Regions from separate parts of the Homo sapiens genome. Here region 2 is linked to region 1. A link is a loop called in an ENCODE intact Hi-C map of the cell type or tissue named here. Cell type or tissue: heart right ventricle. All regions are shown on one strand. Each heading gives the region's core, and the rest is flanking DNA. Links, peaks and the distances in the headings are about the cores only.

Region 1 (2,926 bases), core at 176-2,675:
TTCATATTTTTAAGAACATATTAAATGTTACCTATTTTTCATAATAATGGTAACAACTACAACCAACAGTTGTTGAGCTCTGTTGTGTGTTGAAAAATCTCTGAACTGAGAGTCAGAAAACCTAGATCTTAATTTACGTTATTCACCTCAAGTTTTGTGGGCCTCCGTCTTCAGTCCTAGAATTGACATCCAATGTCCCTACTGGTTCTAAGTTTGCTTATTTTATTTCACACAAAAATAATCTCATTGCTTTATTTGAAGGATGGCACCAGATTTCATTTCTTGTATCATGCTTTTCCTCTTGTCCTCTCTGTGCCTTGTGCTAGCCTGTGATGCCTTCATTGCTCCCTTGTACCCCTTCTGCTGACTTCATGTCTGCCCTGCTAGACTCTGCACCCCACCTGCTGGCTGTTGAGGCTCAGTGGTGGTGTCCTGGATGTGCCATGTAGTTCAAGGGTAAACGTAGGTCAAACAGGTGGACTAAAGCACATGCAGTCCAGCATGATTAAAGCAATATCGTGAAGGTAGTCAACTGTTAGAAACTACTATTGGACATACTCAAATGTTTTAATGCACAGAAAAAAAAATTTTGATAGTCATAAAAGTTTAGGATTAAAAACAACTTATATATAACTTTACTTCAAAAGTGCTTTATTCTATTAATCTCATTTATTTCTGACAAAAATTCTGGAATTAAGTGTTCTTGAGGAAACTGAGTCTCAGGGAGGTAACATGATTTAAGGTAACATTAAATGGCAAATCTACAAATCAAACCAATTCTTGTCTTTTATGTAATACCAGCATTCTTTAACTAACCACATCATACTTGCATATAGAGAAAATATTTCACAAGTTTAGACATTTCCGAATTTATGTAGCTCTTTTTGTGTTAAAATGTAGTCATTTGAAGATATATATATATATATATATATATATATATATATATATATATATATATATATATCCAGCACCTCCTGTGATTTGAAATATCAGTGTTATTTTGGGGATAATGTTAACAGTATTATATCGATTCTTTGAAATGTAGCAACTGAGGGCAAAATATCTAAGTACTTTGAATTTTGATAAAAGACAGTGAATGCCACTCAGCCCAGGTTAAAGTATTAGCCCAGATTAAAGACTACAATGTTGCAGTGCCTTTGAGTGCTACCAGGTGGCGTGAGTGCACCACACAACTGTTCCTGAAATATTTATGATTTTTGGCATAAACTCCATATAGTTATTGAACATTAAAATGTTAATGTTAATGTGAGTTTTAAATTAATGTGAATGTGATCTTACATTACACGTTGCAGTAATGATCAGCTTTGCTGCCTTTTTTTGGACCACTTCTTATATAAAAAGCTAGAATACTTTAAGCTTTTGAAACTTTTAAATTTATTGTTAGACATTATTATGATTTCATTGAAGGGAGGTTTAAAAAAGGCAAAATCACAACATTCTCACTATCCTAATGTAAAAACTATTTATTTTTCTCTCCCTGTTCCCTCTTATACATGCATATGTGCATATATTTGTGTATTCATAATCATAATAAAGGTATATTTTATTTTTTGTAAAAAATTCTTCATATTGGTTTTAATCAGAGTATAAAATGGCTTATTTTATCTGTCAAGTCAGTAACCTGGTAGTTGATACATTCTCTTTCCAGAAAACTGTGGTGATTCACATTGTCTAATTGAGAGTTAATAGTCAGTATTCATATTACTTGAGTTGTTTTTAAGAGTGCATTTATATTTATCTATTTTCTCTACTTCAAATACAAAATACAAAAATTCACAGTGCTTTAAAAAACAATATATCCTCCCTTTTAAAAATTTATGTATTCATTCAGCAAATATTTGTTGCATGCATTTTAAGTGTTAAGCCATTGCCAAGAACGAGATAGCATCATTCTTACCCTCAAGGGTTTCAAATCAGTGGGGAAAAAATGGGAAAATAAATAGGCTACTATACTGTGATGTCTTGAGGGAAGTGTACAGAGTTATTGAAGCTACAGAAAACCAAATAGATTTCAAAATCCTATTTAGCTTTTTTTCTTCTTGATATAGTTACAGCTCTTTTTTATTCTTAATGCTCTCCATAGAAGATTAACCTATACTTTACCTTATTTAACTGTATTCTGGTGTGTAACCTAACCTATCTTCTTTTTTTTTTTTTTTTTGAGGCAGAGTTTTGCTCTTGTTGCCCAGGCTGGAGTGCAATGGCGCGATTTCAGCTCACCAAAACCTCCGCCTCCTGGGTTCAAGTGATTCTCTTGCCTCAGCCTCCTGAGTAGCTGGGATTACAGGTATGCGCCACCACACCTGGCTAATTTTGTATTTTTAGTAGAGATGGGTATCTCCGTGTTGGTCAGGCTGGTCTTGAACTCCTGACCTCAGGTGATCCGCCCGCCTCGGCCTCCCAAAGTAATGGCATTACAGGCATGAGCCACCGTGCCTGGCCTATCTTCTTGTATCAAATGTATTCATCTCTAGATAATACCTTTAGCCCATGCCCTTATTCTCTGCAAATTAAAAATTGTGTTCATTTGTTCTAGCACTTCCCAAAATATGTCTAAGGAAGACTACTGTTGTGAACCGTTCCTTGAAAAGTGGAATCTGACGTCAAATAAATTTGAGAATCATTGCATATTAACCCTGCATTTTGAAATTTCAAGATGCTTATTAGCATATTATCTGTTCTAAAAAATGCTACCTTAAAAAACCCAATTTACCTCGGCATTTCCTAAACATTTTCAACAGAAAGAGCCTTTTAAAAAAATTCTTCTTAGCCTGTGGGAGTAGTGTTAACATTTTGAGAAACGTTGAGCTAAATGAATTTTTCAATTGTTTTGATCCTTCCCTGATGCTGTATTCCAGCTTCCATGAGATATCTGTAGCTTTTAAAAAAAGCTTGTTGCAGTGAT
Region 2 (2,926 bases), core at 330-2,829, 1.1 Mb after region 1:
TTTGGGCTGGAACCATGGAAAGAGAGCAGATGCAATGGTCAGACTTTCTCTCATGTGTATTCTTCTCCAGACTTGGTACAAAATTGAAAAGGAAGTTTCATGTGCAGAAAACTACCAGGAATGAAAAGTAGTGGGTTTGGATGACTTTCCCAGAGTGGTGGGAATTTGGAATTCTTATAATGCAAATCAATACTAAGTCCGTTTAGAATCAGACAAACAAAGTGATGATTATTTTACGTTTTTGGGCCCAGAGCAAATCTGCTTCCAGCTAGTCTAGTACCTATTAACATTTATAAAGTTCTTTCTAGTAAAGGACAAGTCTTTGGGGAATAGCTCATGCCTAGCTATTTCGTGCCTTTTCACACTTGGCATAAAACAGATCTACAAATCCAGGTTTTGATGTGGAAATTCTTCCTTGTTATAAGAATTCTGATTCTTGAAATCCTCCCTTTCCCACCCCACTCTCATCTCCTAAAACTACCTGGTGGTGAAAGAAGTCAGTGGGGAATCATTTCTTAAGCATTATGATTGGCCTGCAAGAAAAATCTACTCTGCTGGTTTTATGACCCAGATGGAGGCTCAGACCCTCTCTACCAGGGATGGCAATTCTCATTGACTCCAGACATGCATGCGCTGTCTATCCAGGGCATGTTGTGGGTATCTTCAGTACCTCTCTTCTCCGGGTTTCTAATAACTTTAACTGTTCAATTTCCGCTCCCTTTGCTATCCTATAAAAAATGCAACCCCTTAAAGTGAGGAAGCTGCCTCAGCCAGGAATCACTCAGCTCACACGTACCAATATGTTGCCTACGGAGTTCAATGAGAAGTATGTTTCTTACTCCTTGGATGAATAGCTAGACCTAAAAATCCTATTGGCCCCAAAATATCATGGTATCTTTTGGAATATAAACTCTTTAAGCAATCCTGATATGATTTCTTGATAGTGACCACTTCCTTGTCCAGAGGAGTGTGTATATGGCAGCAATTGTACTAGGTTCTGGGATATAAAGGTAAATGCCACATGAATTTGCCCTCAGAAACTTCACATTCCAGATGGAGAAACAGATAGGTAAACAACCACCTGCAACACAGTGTGAGCTATAGAGATGATAGATAGATATTAGATAGATAATAGAGATAGATATAGATAGGTAGATGATAGAAAGAAAGAATGGACAGGCACATTGTTTAGGGGAAGATTTGTTTCATGTAGGGGTTCCTGGGTGGTTGGTTCACAAAGGGTCATATCTGATCTGGGCTTTGAAGAGTAGGAAGGAAATAATATTCCTGGCAGAAAGAGAACAATGTGAGCAAAAGCAACTTGGGTGCGGTAAAGTAATGGTGAGTAATGTGGTAAAGTATGGTATCTTCTGCATGGCTGGAAGATACCGTATTTTAGGTGGAGTGGTTGGAAATAAACTGGAAAACTTGGACCAGTTCTCCAAGCTCCCACCTGGGCTGACTCTCTAATAGAAGGTCAACTTTTGGCAGCTCAGCAGCTACCCCTACTGGCAAGGCAGAGTTGGTATCATGAATTTTGAATAGGGTCTTGCCTGTCTTGGGAGCAGCATTTCTTCAAAACATGTACTATGCGTTAGCACTTCCAGCTCTAACCTTCATCCTCACCCCGCCATTAAGCTATTCTATGAAAAAGGGATACGAGGGCTAACGATGCATTTGTGATATAGTGCTGCTAATCAGCATAAGGCTATATTCAGCAATACAGGAAATGTCTTTGGGACCCCTGTAGAAGTAGTTGAGGCTACTCAATAGTTTTGTTTGAGGCTACTCAACTGTTTATATTTTCAATAGGTTTCAGTTCCCGAAAGATTATAGCAGTGTGGCCTCCATCAGCTTGTCTCCATCTTATTGATAAATTCATGAAGGTTTTAATACCAGTTACATGCCAGACATGACCAGAAACTTATCCCCATCAAGAGGGAGAATTTCCATCTTCGGAGCTGAAGAAGAGATGAGTGTAACACTTCTAATTTTTTTTCCAACACTCTATCAATTAGCTTTCCCCATATTTTCCAAAAGAAAACTTTACTTTTCTCCTCCACAGAAATTTTGGATTTCTAAGGTGAAGGAACTCCTCCTGATTCTTCAAGTTTAAGGGTGGCCACAAGAAATAAATATATGCAGTGTTTTCCCTGGGGCTTAAGTGAAAAATCTAAGGGATGGGATGAAAGGGACTGAGTAGGGAAACATGAGATTCTTTCAGAGCTTTCAGTCTACTGAAAAGTCCTCGTTTGACCTAAACTCTAATTTTCTAGGAAGTATGGGAGTCCCAGGTTACTTCATTTCCAAGGTACAGGAGATTTCTTTCTAGTTTTGATGATCTACTTGCCCTTCAAAATAAAAGGGGATATTTACAGGAGTCATTACTCTCTGTGACATCCTCAGGAATGATGTCCACCCTTAGCCCAAGCTCGAGAAGAATTAGAGGATGGGACAAAATAACATTCACTTGAGAACAGGTTTTTAGTTATTCCTAGTATCAGGACAAATGCCAAGCAATCTTTCTCACCATCTATGAATGATGCAGCAGGCCCGCCAAAGTCAAACTCTGGGATCCCTCAAGTCACTAAGTCATAACTCAAATCCACATGTTATGGAAGCAAAGACTACTCTTGGTGGCTGTTCTGGTCTAGTAAGACAGTTCTAGTATTGCTCTTGTGAGTAATAAAGGCCAGGTGTCAACAGCTCCAACAGCAATAGTAGAAGCTAAGAGGGGGACAGCAGGGACATAGGTGTCATCCGTTCCAAATTATAGTCTGTGTACAGAGAAAGTGCACAGCCTGGAGAGGACAAGGAGAGAAGAATTTGGCTTATTATCGAAACCAGACATTTTAGTCATAACTGCTCCCTGTTCTCTGACCTTTCTCCCTGTGGCTGGAGTTTGGATTCTAGTCCTAGCTTAAGT

What was found. Peaks named below come from ENCODE experiments on the same cell type or tissue, not always from the same donor. Only the 100,000 strongest peaks of a DNase experiment are listed, where the experiment ranks them.
Region 2: a loop joins it to region 1, with 5 times the contacts of the local background. A loop is called at or near these places in 30 of 110 quality-filtered maps.

Annotation. Positions count from the first base shown.
Region 1 is chr12:27,732,078-27,735,003 of GRCh38, forward strand. The region is part of intron 5 of MRPS35 (mitochondrial ribosomal protein S35); the gene reads left to right. Among named protein-coding and RNA genes, the nearest start is that of MRPS35, 23 kb to the left of the region's middle. In heart right ventricle, for the core only: CTCF peaks have their summits at 1,174 and 1,375; no DNase peak of the experiment used is centred there.
Region 2 is chr12:28,871,365-28,874,290 of GRCh38, forward strand. No RefSeq gene overlaps it. Among named protein-coding and RNA genes, the nearest start is that of FAR2, 280 kb to the right of the region's middle. In heart right ventricle, for the core only: a CTCF peak has its summit at 1,520 (motif pointing left); a DNase peak (open chromatin) is centred at 1,506.